2 separate regions of the Mus musculus genome follow, and region 1 is linked to region 2. Evidence: chromatin loops called from intact Hi-C (ENCODE). Cell type or tissue: left cerebral cortex. All regions are shown on one strand. Links, peaks and the distances in the headings refer to the core of each region. The heading gives the core; the rest is flanking DNA. Region 1 overlaps Tmod1 (tropomodulin 1). Region 2 holds the start of Tmod1 (tropomodulin 1).

Region 1 (10,462 bases), core at 1,073-9,072, 53 kb after region 2:
AAGACATCAGGGTTTCCTTTGCATCGAACGCTCCTGGGGGCACAAAAACAAGCCAGAGAGAAAGCCACGCTGTGTTCCTAGGGCCACTAGGCTAGTAATGACGATTTTGAGCCAGGCTCTCCCCGCCCCCACTTTTCCTTCCTTTCAGGAACCCAAATTTCCTATGATCTGCCAAGTGGTGCCCTTCCTTCTTCAGCCCGCTATCAGCACGTAAAAACCATCTCTCCAAATATGCTCTTAGTCCCAGAATTCTCCAGGTGAGGGGCTCTTTTAGACATTAGAGCTCTTGGTGGTCCAGTAGACACAGTACTTTTTGCCTTCTATACTAGGAGCATCTCTGCGGAGTCACCTATCAAACCATGTCCCCGGTAGGTGTGGGAGGGTGGTTGACAGTCCCCAGAATGCTTATTCTAGAACTCAGAAGAAGGCTAAAAATGTAAGAATCGCTGAGCCACTGCCAAGTCCCTCGGGAAGGTGAGAGTTAGGCGTTCAAGCACACACTGTTTTGTGGATTCGAAACCCAGGGATCCCAAAGAGGAAATGACCTCTACAAGGTCACCAAAAAAAGTAGTAACAACCCACGCCTCTTTGCTCCTAGTCCCCTCACACACTTCTGTGCCTCTGTCTAATCCCTTCACAGGATGCTGGAGCCCAAGCACCAACTATATTTTGCACTCTTATTTATTTATTCCCTGACCTCTCTGTGTGTGCTCTCAGTCAAAAACAGACATAAAAAAAAAAGTAGTATATTTCATATGATCCCAACCTAGGCAAACCTGAGCTCTGCTGTGGGGGTGGGGTAGGCAGGAGCACCTCCCTGGAAGATTGCCTTGAGGAGGAGCTATGACTCACCTGCTGACTCAGCCCCCGCTGCTCCCTCAGCCCACAGGGACAAAGCCTAAATTAAAACCTCGAGAGCTGGAAAGGCAACAGCTGCCTCTCTCTCTCTCTCTCTCTCTCTCTCTCTCTCTCTCTCTCTCTCTCTCTCTCTCTCTCTCCCCAGCCCTCCACGGTGATGAGCCGGCGAGGCTAATTTTAGCTGAGAAGATTCCTAGGGGAGAGAAGCAGAAGGGACTTTGAGATCATCTCGTCTTCTGGTTCTCAGTTTCCATTGGGGCACCAAAATCACCTCAAGGAACCAGGCATAGTTGGGCATGGCTGTAATCCCAACACTTGAGAGGTTGAGGCAGGAGAATCGTGAGTTCAAAGTCAGCCTGGGCTATATAGCAACACACAGAGAGAGAGAGAGAGAGAGAGAGAGAGAGAGAGAGAGAGAGAGAGAGAGAGAGAGAGAGAGGAGGAGAGAAGAGAGAAGAAAAAAGCAATCCAAAGAAGTTGTAACCCTCAGTCCGTAACAGTGACACTGTTTTAGAGCCCTCCAGATGGTCTGCATATGTAGCTGTGATTGGGGTCTTAAATCACGCTGGCTGGACACAGGAGGTCAGACAGAGGATGGCACAGAGGAGGACATAGTGAGGACCAGAACTTGAACTCCTATGTCTTCTTTAATGCCTGTCCTATTATCCCTCTACCTAAAAAACTTATCTACTGAAATGGAAATTAGAAAGCAAATCACCAACTATTTACCAAATGCCTACTATAGTCCAGGGGAGATTGAAGAGTAGTAATATCCCCCCCTGACCTCTGGAAGCCCACAGCCCAGCAGAGAAAGCATAAAAAAAAAGGTGTCCTGGCACCACCTTCGTACTGAGGTTCACTGTGGCATAGAAAGAATACTGGGAGCTGGGCGTGGTGGTGCACGCCTTTAATCCCGGCACTCGGGAGGCAGAGGCAGGCGGATTTCTAAATTCGAGGCCAGCCTGGTCTACAGAGTGAGTTCCAGGACAGCCAGGGCAATCCAGAGAAACCCTGTCTTGAAAAAAACAACAACAAAAACAAACAAACAAACAAAAAGAATACTGGGTACTGAGAGAAAGGGGGAGGAATCTAAGAAGGCTCCCTAGAGGAGAAAGAGTTGCATCAAATCTTGACGTTGTAGAGATAGGATGGTTAAACAAAATATAGATTATCCAGTTGAGTTTGAGTTTTAAATAAACAGGCTTTGTAATGTCAGCTCTTTAGGAGGCTGAGCCAGGAACATCAAAGTTCAAAGGCAGCCTTGGCTACATAAAGGCAGCCTGGGCAATAGAGTGAGATCTTATCTGAAAATAAAATGTAAAAAGAGGGTTGGGAATATATCTCAGCATTAGAGCCCTTGCCAAGCATGGTATAAGCTCCCAGGCTCAATTTCAAGACCTGGAAAAAGGCCCACAAGTTTGGAATCATTTATCTCAAATATTGAACAGGGCATATTTATGCTAAGGAATTATCATGGACCCAAAGGTCTTTTCTGGCCCAGCGTATGTCCTACTGGGAGGGGGGGGTCATCCTTGTTGTCCCACCACCTGTCCAACCCAACCTGTTCCTCTCCCCGTCTCTCCCAACCTCCAACTCCACTGGTGTGCGTCTGTGCTTCACCACCCACCATCTGCACCGCCTGCAACCTTCTTCCTGCCTTCCTTTGACTTGGCCAACGATCGATCGATCGATCATCCTTCCCTTCCCAAGCCCCCTGCTGTGCTTTTCCAGGATGTTCTTTCAGACACTTGACCCCCTCCTGAGCTTATTAGGGCTTTAACGATTGGCCCTTGCTCAGCTCTGCTTGGATTGGCCCTTGCTCAGCTCTGCTTGCGCCCACTAGGTCGTAAACTACATGGGCAGACCTCCTGCCTTTCATAGTTCAGTTCCTCTGAGCTGGCACACAGTGAATGTGCTCAGCAAATGCCAAAGAAATGAATGAGCGAAAGAATTAGCGTGTAGTCATGAAGCTGTGTTGGCATCTCCAGAAAGATCTTTCTGGCTGTTCTATGCTGAGTGTTGGGAAGTAGACAGCAGGAAGAAACTAAAGTCATGGTAACACGGCTCTGTTAATGCAGATGTCTCTCCAGGAACAATGGGGCAATGGCCTGATGGGTTCCACCCTAAGTTGGAAATCTCATAAATCAAGATGCACTTACTGCCTGGCTGAACACAACAGCACTCCTGACTGAGGGTGCCGCCATGTTGGTTTTTTTTTCTCCTGGTGATGGTAGATTGACTGAGCTCAGGTTCACTGACCTGATCTAGAATCTTGGGTATCTTATCAGATGCCTCCAGCCTAGAAAAGATAAAGATGTAAGTCACAATGCAGCTCCTACTGACGTGTAACACTTTCGATAACATCACAAGACTGAAAGATTATAATGGGACCATTGTAAGGTGACGGCAGTGAGAAAAGAACAGATTTTCAACCAGGGCAGAGGTACTGACAAGGGAGATGGGACAACCTGAGAGACCTCAGGAGGTCAAAAGGGTCTGAGGGACAGGGTAGAAGACAGAAATGCCCTCCTTGGAAAAGACTCATTCTGTTGGGTTGTGTTGGGTGGGTGTACCCATTGGACCTCAAGGAGATCTGGAAATCTGTGGCCACAACCAAAGAGAGGTCTAGGGAGGTTGGGTGTCTGAGAATCACATGAACGAAAGCTAGAATGATGATAACCCACAGTTTTACATTTTTGTGTACATGTTTCTTACCATTTCTGTGAGCAAAGCTCCCAGCATGTGGAAGATGGGTCCCCGGGAGATATTTCTGACCGCAGGAGCAGAGTCATAGACCTCCCTTTGTCCCCACAGCTATCCTGGGCATGCACACACTCATGAGCAACCAGCAGTACTACCAAGCCTTGGGCAGCAGCTCCATCGTGAACAAGGAGGGGCTCAACAGTGAGTATCCACAGCCCCACTTGGCTGCCATCCCCTCCCCTTGCAGGGCCCCGAGACTGGCTAACAGAGGGCACCTTGGAAAAGAGGCGCCTCCTCCTGCATCTCAGTGCGGTGCCTCTGATACTCTGGCTTACTGCACATCTTACCTAGGAAAATCTCTTCATCTTGTCCTTTAAGTCTGCTGGGTATTTGTCTTGTTATCAAAGCCTTCTTCATCTCAATGCCACGTTTTCTTCTAAAGGTTTTAGAGATTCACTTCTTATATTAGGTGTCTTATTCCTCCCAAAATTGATATTTTCTGTGCAACGGGATGAGATTCGACGTCATTTAGAGTGTGTGTGTGTGTGTGTGTGTGTGTGTGTGTACTTGTGGAAGCCAAAGGCCAGTGTCTGCCTTGGTTGCTCTCCACCTTATTTCTTGAGACCGTCTCTCAGTCAGCCTAGAACTCACTGACTTGGCTAGACTGGCTGCCCAGTGAGCTCCTGGGATCTCCCTGTCCCCACCTCCCCAGTACTGTAACTACAGGCACAGGCTGCTGCACCAAGATTCCTTTTCCTTTTTAAACATGGCTTCCAAGAGTGGAACTTAGGTCTTCATGCTTGTGAGACAAACACTTAGTTAAAATTTTTGATAGCTATCTATTCCCCACCCCCAAACAATATTCTTTGAAAAGTGTGTTCTTGAGAACTCTGTCTTTCTCTTCAGTTTCTCTCTCCTCTGTCCCCCTGAGACCCTCTGGCCTTTCCTGGGCCGATGTCATAGTGTTTCAATTATTCAACTGCATTGTTCTAAGATGACAGTTTGGAACCAGAGGAAAATGAGGGTGACAAAGGAATACGGATCCTTCCTCTTGGAAGGGAACTACATTTCTTCCCAGCCCGGCCCTCAGCTTACCCCCCTGGGAGACCACTGGAGATAATGAGCTGGTGGTAATACCATCCCCCCTGGACAGACAAATGCTTGAGAGTCAGACTCTCCAGGTCTTGTAAGAACTGCAGCATCCTGGGATAACCCAACCTCTTGGATTTCTCCCTGACTTCTTCCAACACATTGCAGCCCTTGGTACCCCCTGGTACCCCCTGTAATGCGCTGTCTCCCTTATACCCTGAGTTCAACCAATGCTTCTCCCCAGGGAGTCCTTTTGTTGGGAGAAAGTGACTCCTATGTTTCTGTGAGCCAGCTCCTTTTAATTCCTTACCGAAGGTGTGATCAAACCCACACAATACAAGCCTGTGCCTGATGAAGAACCAAATTCAACAGACGTAGAGGAAACGCTGGAGCGAATAAAGAACAATGACCCAGAACTAGAAGAGGTTAATCTTAACAACATCCGGGTAAAGTCCTGCTATTTTACTTCATGGGTATTGGGGGTAAGGGTTTTCATTTGGGGGAGGGAGGGTTGTCTAGGCATACTGATGCCAGCAGTCCAGGCAATATAGATCATCAAGTCCAAATGCATATTTAGATCTGGGTATTTCTAGATCAGGAGAGCATTTCATGGATGACTAGTGTCAACAGGCAAATCTCTCAGTCCTGGTTTCTTTCTGAGGACAATGCCAGGCTCAGAAGTCTACCACAGGCCAAGCCAGCCTTGATCTGGACACCTGCCACATTGTTCAAAAAACACAGAGATTCTCTGTGATAAAATTATGAGTCAGAACCACACTGCAGCACGGGACTTCAAGGCTGGCAAAGCCCTGTACTACAAAGACTCGGGGATCACAAACCCCGCTACCCCATGAGACATCACAGTTCCCTCTGGATCTTGCTTATATTCAAACTTATTTTACAGTCAGGGAAGGGAGATGTTGGCGCAGGTGCCCCCAAGAAAGACCCAAGCTGTGTGCTGTAGCTCTGTGGCTGCTTTCCTCTGTGGCCACCAGGGCAGGGTGCAGGAGGAATGTGGAAGCAAGTATAGCTGCCTGCTCTTCCCTGCCCCTCTGCTCTGCTTGAGGCCCTGGCATTAGCCATGAGAGGGGTAAGACAAGAAGCCAGCCCCCTCCTTTCTTCTCAGCTTTCCTTAGTGGCTGCCAGTTCCAAACACAATCAGATTGGAAACCTGCACCCCAGTTTTCTCCTCCACCTGGCTCCTTGTTCTTCTCCCACGGGGGCTTAGGTGACACTTTGAAATGAGAGCTCTGGGAAGTATAGCCATGGCTTCTCTGTCTCCATCTCTTTCTCTCTGTGCTTCCATTGTCTGCATTGTGAGAGATGCTGACACAATCCTTGTATGTCCTGGACTGTTAATACTGCCTCAAGACAGGCAGGCACAAGTAGTGAAAGCCCAATGAGAGGCCTCGGCCAAGGGCTTGAACTCCTGAGGCCTCAGTTTCCCTTCTGTGCCAAGAGACAGTTGGACATAGATAAGGTTTTCACCCAAGAGAGTAAAAAGCATACACCAGAGCCCAGGCCTCTGAGGTTCTGTGTGTGATGGTCTGGGGCTGGCCCGCACATACGCAGGATAAACTGCCCCTGGGACCCACAGACATGTAGCCAGTGCTGAGACCCTCTGGGACAGATGTCTCAGAGAGAAGTCAGTGTATCTTTCCATTCTGTCTTTCAGAACAGACCCAAGGAAGGGAAGAGGGTCCCCCCAGTGTCACACTGCATGTCAGATTCTGCTAGTCACTAAGTGGAAGCCAGGGTCCAGCCCCGCCCCTCTCCCAGTCCACAACATTTATACACCATCCCTCCCAGCCCCGGGCCTTGAGTGCTGCCTCTTCTCCAGCCTCCCCTTGTATGGAAGAGAGTGGGTTTTGTCTGAACATTTCAGGGGCGCTTTTATCAATCCATGTACTGGAGGATCCTCTGAGCCTCATCCTCATGGCCCATTCAGAGACTCACAAGGACCCAGCAGGGAGCCAGCCAGCATTTGGGACAGAGCTACTGTCCCCTCTCTCCGGCAGTCACTACCCCACCCCCACCCCAGCCCATGCAAGGCTGCTGTTCACTTTTCTGACTTTCTCTCTGCAGAATATTCCCATACCCACCCTCAAGGCATATGCAGAAGCCCTGAAAGAGAACTCCTATGTGAAGAAGTTCAGCATCGTGGGGACCCGCAGCAATGACCCTGTGGCGTTTGTATGTCCTGACCTCTCTGCTCTGCTGTGTAGTCAGTCACTGGGGACTCGGGCCTGGTCCCACTGATGAGAGGAGTTCTGTGTGGAGAGGGAGGAGACTCACTAGGAGCCAGGAGGGGGTACAGACAGATGAGACAGCCCACACACAATGCCCTGTGTTCACTCCAGAGCTAATCCTTGCAACTACCTGCTCCCGGTAAGGTGGGTCTACCGGGGAGGTTAGGCAACTGGCCTTGTCCAAAGTCATACACAAAAAGAGAAAAGCAGACCTGGCATCGAGCAAAGTCACTCTGACCTCCACAGCTGGTCCTCCTCCACCCAACATTCTCATTCAGGCAAAGCTCGGACCCTTCTCAGGGACTCAGTTTCCCCATCTCTCAAACACTGGCCTCATTAATGAATCCAAGGGACCAGTTTTACCTTTACCAGTGTCTCTAAAAATAACTGCCAGTCAGCCAGGTATGGTGATGTGCATGTCTGTGATCGCATTTGGGAGGTGGAGACAGGAGGATCAGAAGCTTGGGGCCAGCCTGGGTTACATGAGGCTCTCGACAAACAAATGAAGAAACCATGTTACAAAGTAAATTGTACTTATTATAAAATAACCATTCATTTTTGAAATGCCCAGTAAAAATTTCTTAACAATCTATGCATAATCCTGAATTAGACTCTGGGAATCTGACTGTAGCCAGCCTCCTGTCCCACATTCATGACCATACCCATCTGTCTGGCCTTGAAGACAGCAGAATGGCACAGCACAGTGTGGCTGTTCTCCCTCTGGGAGCAGGGGGAGAGGCAGGAATTAACTTTCCCAGGGGGATAGGGAATGGAGTAACAATCAGATCTCTTCACCATTTTAAAAGAAGTAAGACTGTTTCATTTAGTCGTTTTGAAATAACTGAGTGGGCTCACAGTGGGGGACAAAGGCAGCCCACAGACTGCCAGAGTGGGAGTGTCTAGACCTATGTCCTCTCTCTGTCCTCAGTGGATCCTGCGTCTGTCTGTAGTGACATAGCTGGCAAAACCCCATGTACTACTTGTTCATGGTTCAGAAACCAGGCTCGGAGTGCTGGCACTTAGCTCCATGCCACGGAAGGTTTGGGGGCACGGACTCCATGCCAGGCCGACAGCTGGTGGCAGGCCCTTCATACCTGCATACTTATTACCAAGTGCTGAAATGTTTCTGGCCTGTTGTTAGACCAGGTGCCAGAGCCATCATTGACTGCCTTGGTGCATGTCTCCTTCCCTCTGTTTCTCTACTGTCACCCAACACACAGGATCTGGCACATGGCACAACCAGACTCCAGGGCCTGTCCAGTTAGCAGCCTGCCCATGGCCTGGTACACCTGTCCACTGACTGTCAAATAGGGTCAATGGGCTGGCCAGGCTTTTCCTGGGAGAGGGGGTATTGCTGGTGAGGCTCAGAGAGGCCACTTACACCGATTGGGGGACAACCATTGGTCAGAGAGAAGCCATGCTTGAGTGAAGGAGCCAAAGAAGGAGAGATAGTGTCAGCATGAAGGCTTCCTGGGAGTGGAGCCTCTGGCAGGGCTCAGCAAGCTGGGGGAACACAATGGGGCAGCCATTCCTGGCATCACTTCTGACGCCCTGGCACAACGATCACGGTGTCTCAGGCCTCTCAGCTGCTGGTATCGTTTTTCCCCATGACACATCGTTTCCACCAGCTGCTAATTACCTCATTTCCTTCAGAGGCTCCGATTGTCATCTACACACCCCCAGCCCCCGCTCCCCGCCAGCCAGATCCCTCTCAAACGTGCTGAGGGCCATCTGAGCCCTACTCTGCAAGCTGGCCCTGTACTCTCTGGGGTTCAGAGGAAGACTATGTGACATTTCAACAGGGCCATAGATGAGACAAGCTGAGCTTACACAAAGGGAGATGGAGACTCCCCAGGGGTCACAGTGATCACCACTTGATGACCTACTATGTGCTGGCCACTGTGTGGTAAAAAACAGACATTAAGGTACATTTTCAGCCCAAGAGGGTAGATAGTCTAGTGGTGGAGGCATGCTAATGAGAAACATGGGAGGGCGTGGGGACACTGCGGAGATAGCTCAGTCGGTAAGGGGCTTGCCTTACAAACACAAGAACCTGAGGCAGATCCCAAGCACCATGTAAAAAGCTGATCACGGTGGCTCATATGTAATCTCAATGCTAGAGAGGTGGGCACCGGACAATCCCTGAGGCCCTCTCACCAGCCAATCTAGATTAGCAGATGAGCCCCAGGCCAATAAGAGAGACCGTCTTAAGGGAAGAAGATGGCATTTATGAAGATGACATTGGAATTGTCTCCTGACTGCCATATGCACATGCACACACATGTACCTGCACATTAGTGAACACACAAACACATGAATATGATGAATACATACACATGCCTGCATATCAGTGAACATGCATGCACACACACCACCACCACCACAACAACAAATGGATTTGAAGAATGTAGGTTCCATGAAGGAATTGTGGGTGAGTTCTGCAAGATTCCAGAGAGCAGGCCCTGGGTAGCTGGAGATATCATCGAAGCTCTTGGGAGCCAGAGGCATTGAGAAAGGCCTTGAAGGATGAACAAGGCTTGACAGGTGAAACTGAACATTCCAAGTGGTCAAATGAAGCAGAGGAAGGCTCGGGGCAGGGACGGCACTGGGTCTATGCAGTACACCCAAAGAGCCAAGGCTGCACAGGGGAGGAGAAGCAGGGCCAAAGGTCAGACGTGCTGATGAGCATATGCCAGCAGGAGTGTTCAGGAGCCAGGGCAGGTTGCAGGAGAGCAGAGGCAGAGCTATGCTTAGAAAGGTAGTGCCTGAGACTCTCCGGCCGAGCCCCTTGGTGCGTTTGTGGATCTGCTCAACCCTTGCCCAGGGTAACTCACAAAGTCCTGCTTTTCTCTCACCATCAAGGCCCTTGCTGAAATGCTGAAAGTGAACAAGGTGCTGAAGACCCTGAACGTGGAGTCCAACTTCATCTCTGGAGCTGGGATCCTGCGCCTGGTGGAAGCTCTCCCCCACAACACTTCTCTGGTCGAGCTGAAAATCGATAACCAGGTGAGTCAGGCGGTGGTCTGCTCATGCCATTCCCCACACAGGGTAGTCAGCACCTGTGGTTAGGCAGAGCAGAGGACACTGATGGTAGATGCCCCAGAGTCTACTGTGTTCCTGTCCAGACCCTCCATCACGCTGCCTTCTTTCTAGCCATGTGCTCTGCCAACTTCTGTATGTGTCCCCTAGTGATGGGGCTCTCCTCAGCACCAGCCTTATGCCTTGGCTTTGAGAGTGTCCTTTCTTAGACCCAGGACGAGCGAACCCAGCCCTGTGTGCTGCTGAGGAACCTGAGACATGGAGTGCACAGATCCCACAAACCGTGGGGCTCACCATCAGGAGCATCCCACAGTCTTTCCAATTGATGTGGCTTTTAAGTCTCCTCCCCGCTGCACCTCCTCTTCGGGTAGCTCTGTCTTTATCCTGTGGCGATCGCTCCTGCTTCTCTGAGTTCTGTGGTTTAGTCATTTCTTCTGGGCCAACTCTTTTGGTCTTGGTTGTCTAAGAGAAAGTTAACAACCAGAATTGCTCATAGCAATAGCTTGGATGTTAGGCAGCTGTGG
Region 2 (10,462 bases), core at 738-8,737:
AAGGCAGGAGTGGCCACTCACTGCCCCCTCACCCCCTGTCTTCTCCTAGGCGTGAAGTGCAGCCAGTGGTCGGAGGAGGCTTCGATGGTGTTTCGAAATCACGTGGAGAAGAAAGCCCTGGTGGCGTTGGTGCAGACAGTTGTTGAGCACACTAATCCTTGGGACCGGAAAGTGGTGCTCTATCTCGTAGACACGTCGCTGCCCGACACTGACACCTGGATTCATGACTTTATGTCACAGTATCTGCTAGAGCTTTCGAAAGTTAATTAATCACTGCTTGAGATGTTGACCGCTAATGAGATTGTTCTCAAAGCAATAATACAAAATGTGTAGGAGGGTCTTAAAACATCTTATTTTTACTACATGGCTCTGACTGTTGTGGAGGATTGAAAAGAATATGCTTTGTTTGATGAAAGATATTTAACAAGTTTTGTTTAATGCAGTTGACTTTTCAAAGAAAAATTGCACTTGAATTATTAATATAATATTAGAATAAAATGTTTAGCAATATAAAACCTGATGTCTTAGTTTGCTTTCTATTCTCTTTTGTACACCATGGCCAAAAAGAAACTTCCGAGGAAAACCCTCTCCAGAGGAAAGCAAGGCAGGAACCGAAGCACAGGCTACAGAGAAGCGTTGCTTCCTGGCTGTTCCCCGGGGCTTGCTTAGTCTGCTTTCTTATAGAACCCAGGACCACAGACCCAGGGGGCTGGGCCCGTCTGCATCAGGCATTACTCAAGACTACAGGCCAGTCTGATGCAGACATTTTTTAACTTGAGGCTCCTTCTCGGATGACCGTAATTGTGCCAAGTTGATGTGTTAGCTTTGTAGTCTCGAGGCATTCTGATCCTAAGTTGAAAGCATTCATTTTCACTGATGTCTGCGTTGCAAGGTTGGGGTCATTTCGAACAAATCGAGAATGTAATGATTTCACTTTGATCCACTCTGGTGTAGTGATGTAGCAAATGTCCCCAAAGCAGAATATTTATTCTCAGTGTCTGGTACCTCAGTGTTGCTAAAGGAGGAGCCACTTATAGCACGGGGCTCCTTGTCTCAAATTTAAAAAAAAAAAAAAAAAAAAGATTGTTAGTGTGTATGTGTGTTTCTTATTTCATGTCAAATGGATCAACGTAGAAGTCAGGGAAACGTCAGGAGCTAGTTGGTTCTTGACCCTTTCATCGTCTTTAAGAATTGAACCCAAGCCATCAGTTTGGCAACAAGTGCCTTTCTTTATCTGCTCAGTCGTCTCATCCGCCCTCACCCCAAACCTTGTGTGGCTTATCATTGTCCAGCCTCGAGGGCCAGGCTTTCTACACTCTCCCTCCCTGGCCCTGTCCTCTCCAGTTGTCCTTTACCCTGGCTTTACCTGGACCTTCCCCTGGAGCCTGGACCCACTTGCCACCATCCGGAACTACTGACGTTGCAATAGTTGCAGTGATTTGATTGTTCCCCTCTGAGCTGGCCCTGGTCCTTTTTTGAAAGGTCTTGCTATATAGTCCAGGCTGGAGATCCTCCTGCTTCCAGAGTGCTGGGATTACCCCAGGCGTGGCTCTCCAGTGAAATGTGAGCATGCCTCTCCAGGTCCTGGTATCACTGCACCTTAAGAGTAGACAGCCAGCTAGTTGTCTGTCTTAGTCATCTCAAGTATGACGGCCCCTTGGGACAACTCCTAGCCATCTCTTTATCCAGTAGCACACCATGAATACCTGCTCATGGACGGATGACTCTTGAATTGTACTGCCTGACAGCATGCATACAGTCTGTACTCCCACCCTTGCCGATTGCTGGCTAACTGGTTATGGGATGTCACAGCATCATGGAACCAGGAAGAGGACAGACCATTTTAGATTCTGTAACTGTTACATGATCACTTCTTGTGTCATCCACATAGACAGAATGACATTTTGGACAGTGCAGCATGTGCTGGCTTACTGGTGGACAGACGGGCGAGTGGGTGGATTGTAAGCTTTAGCTGTGGTTAGGATGAGGTGGAGAAACCCCCAGACTAAGGGCAGAGCACTGGAATAATAAACACATTGAAGACATCCTGAAGTTCTTAATTAGAATCTTAGCATAGACAGCATAGATACAGGAGGCGTGGGAGCAAAGCAAAGTCAGGCCTTACCCAGGCTGGTGCCTTACCCAGGCCTGAGTGGAAGGTGAATGTCTGGGTTGAGCACATTGTATTTGAACTAGTAGACTGCTGGGAAGATGCTCAGAGGCTATTGGGAATAGGAAGTGAGTGGACTTCAAGGAGAAAACCAGGCTGGAGACAAACTTTCTTAAAGTCATCTTTTTATTTGAGAAAAACTAGGGAAAGCAATACTAGAAAAGAAAAGACCAGGACTTTTAAAGCTTTCCATCTTAAATGTATAAAAAATATTCTGGCCAGCCGGGCGTGGTGGCACACGCCTTTAATCCCAGCGCTTGGGAGGCAGAGGCAGGCAGATCTCTGAGTTCAAGGCCAGCCTGGTCTACAGAGTGAGTTCCAGGACAGCCAAGGCTACACAGAGAAACCCTGTCTTGAAAAAAACAAAACAAAACAAACAAACAAAGTATTCTGGCTTTTAAAAAATGTATTTTTAAATACTCATGAACACTTATGCCACTAACTAAAATAATTGTTTATTATGAAATAAAAACTCTTCCAAAATAGCAAGATTTAAGAATACTTATGCCAGTGATTAAAATAATTATTTATGATGAAATAAAAATTTTTCCAGAACATAAATGTTTGAGTTAAGGCAAAGTCATGATTTTTTAAAATGTTTTTATTAGGTATTTTCTTCATTTACATTTCAAATGCTATCCCAAAAGTCCCCCACATGCTCCCCCACCCACTCCCCTAACCACCCACTCCCTCTTCTTGGCCCTGGTGTTCCCCTGTACTGAGGCATATAAAGTTTGCACGACCAAGGGGCCTCTCTTCCCTGTGATGGCCGACTAGGCCATCTTCTGCTACTTATGCAGCTAGAGACACGAGCTCTGGGGATACTGATTATTTCATATTGTTGTTCCACCTATAGGGTTGCAGACCCTATTTAGCTCCTTGGGTACTTTCTCTAGCACCTCCATTGGGGGCCCTGTGTTCCATCCAATAGCTGCAAAGTCATGATTTTTATAGCCATGTCTTTCAGCAGCAGAAAAGAACACAGATCCCTGAATTGTACACAACCAAAGGAAGCCTTTCCTATTTCCCTGACTTAAACATTTCCATTCTTAAAGCATTTATGTTTTTTGATGGAAGGATAAAATTAGTGTGATGTGAGGTCGCTTGACACACACATGAATTTAGCCACTAGCCTGTATTGAAGTCCGGAGTCCATTCCCAGTGGACCAGAGCCCTGCCTGTGAGAGACTAAGGTAGCAAAGTACCAGACACAGCTGGCAGAGCACCTGGGAGCCAGAGACAGCTGTCTTTAAAAGGCTGGAGGAGAAAGAGCAAAGTGGAAGGATACGCACTGTTGCATATTACATATGTGGTATATGGTATGTGTCCATATTGTGTTGATATATTGGGTATTTCGGTAAAAATAGGCAAGAAGTTTGAACGAACACTTCACAAAAAAAGAAAATCCAGCTGGCCAATAAACAAAAAGGTGTCAGCAAATGTGAACACAGGGCATTGGTGTTGTGGATCAAAGCCTCAATGAATGCGGCTCCTCTCTACCAGTGTAGCTACAATGTAGCAATTCTTGTTAAACCGAAGTGGTTTAACTTAAGTGGGAACCACTTGCAAGTAGCATTAATCCTCTGCTCATCTCTCCTAGAGACTCAACTCTCCAACTCAGCTTCCTGCAGACCATGAGAAAGAATAATCTGAGCCACACTAATATTCTGAATTTCCACTACTAGCAAAGTACACTTTTAAAATAGGATGCATTCATATGGAAATACCATATTATGTTCATATGGTAAATTCGCTGGGGATGAAACCTATAAATTGAACAGTAGGAAAGAATGGTGCGTCACAAATTAGCCTCAGCAGCGAGCAAGAGGCACCAACCTGACAATAAGGGCAAGACTTCTGGAAGGGTCCACAAAACAGTGTCTTAGAAGGGAGAGGTGGGTGACTGGGGAGCGGGGTCAGGCTGTTGGTTGGCTTGCACAGGTGTTCTTACTATAAAATTCAGAAAGCTACACACTAATATGTGCCCTGAAAGTATTTACACCCACAACAAAACGCTTAAAAATAAGTCCTTGGGAATAGTAAGTCCCTGCTTTGTTTAAAAATACACCCCACTTCTCCCTTGAAAAGGACATTCTTAATAGGGCGAGGGTTTTATAATACAGTAATGCATTAGGAAAATACTTTTCAGCGTTTCTCCTTAGGCATCTAGGAATTAAGATTTCCCTCACCAAAAAATACGGTAGGATAATCCAACGGAGATGTTCCCTGTGCCTGTTTGGATTCGTTGGTAGGAGCCGTTTGTTTATTGAAACACTTAAAGGCTTCGGTTTGGGTTTAAGTGGTTTGTTCTGGAGAGAACACATTAGCCTTTTAAGAAGGAGGAACTTTCATTCCGATTATTTTAAGTGGTGATTTCGGACGCTCCAGTCTCAATGCTGTGTAGGGAGAAGGCGTTCAATTCTGCGTTGGAATTGCACGTCCACAGATGGTTATTAAGCCCTGGGCCCGTGCCAGTCCTGGCCGAGGGGACAGGTTGCCTCTTCAAAGGAAGCTAGGTGTAGCTGTGCTGACTTTACTGGAACATTCTAGACGAGAGTAAAGATCTGCGCGACTTTGTCCAGATACCTCCAACGTAGCATAAAATCAAGTTGGAGAAACCGAGAACAAGGCAGGGAACCACACATTCCCCTGCCTCCGGGGCTGGGGTGGCCCTAGATCCTAATAGCGAGTGTTGCTCCCAGGCCGGGGACCGCGCAGCACCCTGTCGCCCCTGGTAGAGCAGGAGGGCGGGGAGGGCGGCGGGTTGGGGCGGGGCGCGGTGACAGCAGAACAGGGCCCGCCCCCGGCTTCCCACCCGCGGCCGCCAGGGAACTCGCCAAGCCCCGCGTTCCGCTCATTGCCGCCGCCCGCGCTCGCGCCACCCCGCATCCCGGTAAGACCCCCCGCCCGCCATCCCTAGGTCCCCCTCGGCCTCGCGGGGCTCCCTGCCGCCGCGCCGGGGCGCAGCCATATCTGGGCAAAATATTCAGCTGTCGCAGCCGCTGAGAAGGGACTGAGCACGGTTCCCTCTATAAATAGCCGCCGCCTCGGGTGGCCTTCGGGGATCGGGGTCCGGTTCCCCAGCCTGATGATCGGGTCGCTGGCGCTAAGCGTCCCTGCAGCCTGATGCGCCCAACCCTAGTCAGGGCGCCCGGGGCACTAGACCTGGTCTCCCGGGGACCTTGGGAGCCGCCCGGGGTGCCTTGGGCATTGGCACGTTGTGAGCTGGTCACGAGCCCTCCTGGGAGTCTGGGGAGGAAGGGGATACACGCTCGGGGGACGCTGAGTCCTCTGAGCACCGATCTGGCCGGCGCCTGAAAAGTTTCCCAAACTGCTGGAACTAGCTGAGGTTTAAAGCACCAGCTGCGCTTGCCTCGCTGCGCGCAACCAGGTAGAGGCAGGAGGCCACTGGTTGTCTCCAGTTTGAGGGGCGGCCTAGGCAACCCTCCTTTCTTTTCTGGATCTCGTTTTCCTGTTTGTAAGGTGAAGTTAGGGTCCTTCAAAGAGATGGTACCCGGGGCCACGAGAGTGGCCAGGGCGTGCTCTGAACTGCCTACACTCCCCTGCACCTGTTCTGCAGTTTCAGGCAGGGTAAGGATGCTGAGGACACAGCTGCAAAAGTCAGAGACTTTGGTGGCTCTTGGAACTCAAATCCTGGCCTAGGACCCACTGTGGCCCTCGGAATAGCCTGGGAAGTGTGCCTGGGGTGTTTGGGAGCATCTCTAGGCTGAGTTGCTAGCAGCACCTCGGCAAAACAAGTGACCAAATGAACTGGGCAGGCTCAGGCAATTCAGTTCCCTGTGTGGCACCTGTGATAACTCCCTTAACCCGGAACCTCCCCAGCTCTCTGTTTAGTTACCTCTCTCAGCTTTCCCCATGAGATTCCGAAGACCTGGCAGAGCCAGACTCTAAACCCAGATTCTGGGTTCTTTCTTAGTGGGGGCTCCCTCCCACAGGGTTTATCTTTCACCCTGGGTCCCACTGTTGCCCCTGTAAGGGCTTCAGAACCCTTTGCTCAAGGTCATGCCAACCCCCACTGCAGTCTGCTTGCCTTTCCTGTCTCTACCGACCTTTCCTGGCAGGTTTGGGGACTCTGCACCCCTCTTTTGTGATCTGCTAATGTCTGGGACTTTCCCAGGCTGGAGTAATAGTGTGGAGAGTCTAGTAATAGATCCTGAAGATCGCTCCGTTTTCTCTAAAGCTATCTCCGGGCTTCACAGATAAATGAGTGAAAGGGGAATCACCCAATAGGAAGATTCTCACCGACTTCAAACCTCACAACAAACAGGCAGAGTGAAGACAGGGCGCCTGTCACTCTGGCATCTGCTCTCTAATGAGCTAGCCTTGCAGTCCACGGTTTAGACAGCCACTGGCTCTTGGGTGCCTCGCATCCTAAGTGGGAAGTTAGAGCCCTCTAAAAATAGCCCAGCCCACCTTATCAGAGTCTCACACCTTCTCTCCCTTCTTGGGCAGGGCTCTTGGCTGCAGCTTAACTACAGAACACAGGGACTAGGTGGTGTCAGCTCTAAGCAATAAAGGGAATGGCCAGGAGTTCAGGCCCCTAGCTCCAGCCCCGGCTCTGTTACCCACTCAGTGTGACCTTGAGAAATGACCTTAGTGGACAGGATGGTCTTTAGTGGCGCTGGAGTGCAGAAGAGGCAGGGCTGGAAGTCTTCTGGGAAGCCCTCTAGCTGGAGAAAAAGGAAGTGCAGGGGAGATCTGGGGCACCAGATCTGGGATGAGGACCCCAGGAGTCCAGGTGTGTGTGTGTGTGGGGGGGTGAGGGTAGAGGGGGCTGCAGCCTTCCAAGAGCCTAGTGGAGAGGTGGGCACAGTTACTACACAGGGATAGAATGCTGAGAAGTGTGGAGACTCCGTCAGAATCCAGGGTAGGCATTGGGGACTTGGTTGCAGCACAGCCGAGCATTAAAAACTAGGATTGGCTGGAGACCAAGCTGGTGCCCTCAGTTTCCCCCTGTGTACAACAGGGCTAGCCATAGTGGACACTTCATTCAGGCTGTGATAGGAAGTGATGATGGGCAAGCCCTGAGCTTCGTTAGACCCTGCCCAGTACCTTGTGAGGATGTGGTTAAGGAGACAGAGGCTGGAGCTTAAGTAGAGACAGCTCCCAACTCTCTCAGAGCGTAGATGAGAAAGGCAGTCAGAGCTGGGGCAGAGGGCAGCCCTCAGTGTTTGTGACATGGCCAGCATAAGTGGTAGAGGCAAATCAAGGGGCAACCACAGAGTGTAAGAGAATCTGAGGGGTGTGCCCATGGCAGGATTGAGGTCCTTCCTTAAGAACATGCCATATGTCACCAGCTTTGCAAGTGGCTTTCAACCCTCTAGACTTTGCTGAGCAAAAATAAAGGGGGGGCTTGGGGGTGGGGGGGAGTTAGAATGAAGCAGGCTCTGGTCTGGGCCCCTGTGTCCCCTGGCTGACTCAGTATCTGTGAGCCGTGAAGGGTGAGCTGACCCTGCTCTGGGGGCCCCATGACCTTGGCTTGCTAACTTCTGAGATGATGTCATCTATTGATGACTTCTGCTGAGCCCAGTCATATGGCTTCTTCCGGACAGTGTTTTGATTTTTCAGTCTTACTAATGGGCCAGCCCAGGCTGCCAACATTTCTAAAGAGGCCAGTTCACTTTCCCTTAAAGCCAGAACACCAGCTAGATCAATTATTTGGCTGCTAGGAGTCATTATCAGTTTAAAGCCAGGGGCCTGCTTCCTGGGATTAGCAGGAGTCACTCCCACAGCGCTGGGGGGGGGGGGGGCTGGCTCCCTTTTGTTTTATACAGTCTTCTGGTTTATTATGATGGCAACAGCCTCTGAAAGAATGAGCTCACTGGAATCAACCTAGGATGTGGTCTGGAGCCTCCTGGGCCGAGGCACTGGGTCCTTGTCTGATAGAAATGCTAAACACTCAAGCACGCACGTCCCTTGTGCCCTCCTGGAGAGGACAGGCTCCATATCACAGTGCCTGAGAGGGTGGGAAGTGGAGAAGAAGACAGGTCCCACCCCTCTGCCCCTGTCCTTTTTATACTCCGTGTTCCCTTTACCAGGCTGCCTTTTACTCTAGGATATTAGAGTAGCGCCACAGGGCTGTTGCTAAAGACGTCTGTAGTGGACCATGGCAGTAACCATTGGACATTTCCTCCAGTGCCCAAACAAGCCAAGGAAAGCAGACGCCTCTTGGCCTCACTCTGACTTCTTCATGGGCTTATCTACTGCTCAGCCTTTCTGTGCAGCTGCTTTTAGTTCTCCTGGCCTCTTGCCCCACCCCCTCTCCCATTTCTGTTAGCCCTGGGCCCCTGCATACTGCACAACGCCAGTAATAGCTCCCCAAAGATGTTTCAACCTCAGCAGACCTAGCCTTGGTCTCTCCTGTCCATCTTCTTGTGTTCTCATCTTAGTCAACAAAGCCACGGTCCACCCAGGCACCAAGGCAGAGCCTCCCTTCCACACGGCCATTCAGTAGACGCTGCCTTCCTTTACAGCTCCTATCCATTCAAAGGTCCACATTCATCATTGCAGTCAAGGACTTAGGCGTCTCTACCCCAGGCTATTGTCAGAGTTTCTTAAAAAGGGGGATTATGCTGCCGTTCAGAGAGCTTCCCAAAGCAGAGCCATGGTCCTTTCAATGTTCTTTTGGGGGGAATTCCCCATTTCCTAGTAAAGACCTGAGATTTCTTAGCATCTCACAGGATCTGGTCCCACGGTACTTTGAAATCCTTGCTATGCCTGCCCCAGATTCTTTGAACCTTCTCAAGGCTCAGACATGTTTCCCTGCCTTTACCTGGATGCTCCCTCTGCCTGGGATGCTGCTCCCCTCGAACCCCCAGAGCACCAGCATGCTCAACCTGACCTATCTGCTGCCTCTCCGTCTGGGCAGACAGGAGGCTGTTGGAGGGCAGGGTTAGTAGCTCCTGTGTATACGTAGTGGTATCAACATCACCGTTCAGTGCAGTACAGGTTCTAATAAATGGTTGACAGAGGAATGAATGGGTGAACGACCAAGGCATCACAACGAGCACACGGTACACAGCCCCCAGCCTTTACATGTTTTCCCATCCACCAGGCAGTTGGCTCCATGAGTGAGGAAGCAGACTTGGCCTGTCTCCTGTCAAGTTCCCAGCCCCTGTCAGCCCTGTCACGCTGAGCAGCTGATGACATCAATCATGCCATTTGAAACCCACAACGATCTTGTAAAGGAGAGACAGCAGGTGCCATACCTGTGTTTTATAATTAGACAGTGGACCCCAGCAGGAATCGGGGTGCATATTCCAGAGTCTCGAATTGCTGACCAGGGTTATAAACTTGAGGAACTAGAGTCTTCATATTCTATGTCAATGGTTCTTTACTGGGCATCTCAACCATATAGAATCTTTCTGGAAATATGCAGATTCTAGCTTGATGGGTACAAGACAGTGCTCAATAGTGTGAATTTCCAGAGAGTAGTTTATTTCTAATAAGCTGGACTATGCCGTCAGTAATAAGCCTAAATGCCTCTAACATGTAGCCGCAATAAAGCGGTGCTGATCTTCGTCCGCCTATGCACACATGCACTTTCTCCCGATGCTGACTCTTTTTTGGGAGGGTGGGGGAGGATGTTTCGAGACAGGGTTTCTCTGTGTAGCCCTGGCTGTCCTGGAACTCACTTTGTAGACCAGGCTGGCCTCGAACTCAGAAATCTGCCTGCCTCTGCCTCCCGAGTGCTGGGATTAAAAGTGTGTGCCACCACGCCCGGCACTGTTTTGTTTTGTTTTTCCGATGCTGGCTCTTAAGACGGAGCTTTCTAAAATCGACAGAGGAATGCCTTTGCACGCTGGCTCCAAGTGCAGGGCTCTCTCTGGTCAGCACACGGCTTACAGGCTTGGTGTCTGTGAGCTTTTGGTTAGTGTTGGGGTGGGAACCTAAGACAGCTGAGATGCTGAAACATCAGACACGGGTGTGCAGATTGAAAAGCGATAGAGAGGAAGACATGAAGAGAGACTTCCCCCGTGCAAACTCGGGTCGGTTCCAGAACTCTGGACGGCCGTGCTGTGTGCACTTGTGTGTGAGCTTTGTGAATCGAGTTCTGCTTGCTTGCTTGCTTAAAAGTGTCTGAGCTGGCTCAAAATAAGCCTAGAGGGGCAAGGAGATTAATAACAACAGACATTCTTAAAGACGGAGGAAACCCGGAAAACTACAAATACGAGACTTTGGGAGTCTGATCAATGCTATGGCTCCTTGCTATAGAACAATCAGTATATTCATCCACATGGCGATTTACGTAGTGTTTAGGACAGTGCAGAG

Evidence for each region. A loop is a pair of places that touch in the nucleus more often than their neighbours do. Peaks named below come from ENCODE experiments on the same cell type or tissue, not always from the same donor. Only the 100,000 strongest peaks of a DNase experiment are listed, where the experiment ranks them.
Region 1: a loop joins it to region 2, with 4 times the contacts of the local background. A loop is called at or near these places in 9 of 42 quality-filtered maps.

The regions. Positions count from the first base shown.
Region 1 is chr4:46,087,174-46,097,635 of GRCm38, forward strand. Tmod1 (tropomodulin 1) reads left to right here. Exons shown (of 10, transcript NM_021883.2): 5 at 3,673-3,762; 6 at 4,966-5,096; 7 at 6,736-6,843; 8 at 9,762-9,905. Among named protein-coding and RNA genes, the nearest start is that of Gm52729, 15 kb to the left of the region's middle. In left cerebral cortex, for the core only: a CTCF peak has its summit at 5,632; DNase peaks (open chromatin) are centred at 2,223, 2,443, 2,805, 4,968 and 3 more places; H3K27ac peaks cover 5,366 bases.
Region 2 is chr4:46,034,247-46,044,708 of GRCm38, forward strand. Tmod1 (tropomodulin 1) reads left to right here and starts at 4,976. Exons shown (of 10, transcript NM_021883.2): 1 at 4,976-5,063. It overlaps Tdrd7 (tudor domain containing 7), which reads left to right. Exons shown (of 17, transcript NM_146142.2): 17 at 50-519. The coding sequence ends at 270. In left cerebral cortex, for the core only: CTCF peaks have their summits at 5,009, 6,853 and 7,064; DNase peaks (open chromatin) are centred at 4,850, 5,478, 5,717, 6,511 and 2 more places; H3K4me3 peaks cover 3,043 bases; H3K27ac peaks cover 3,265 bases.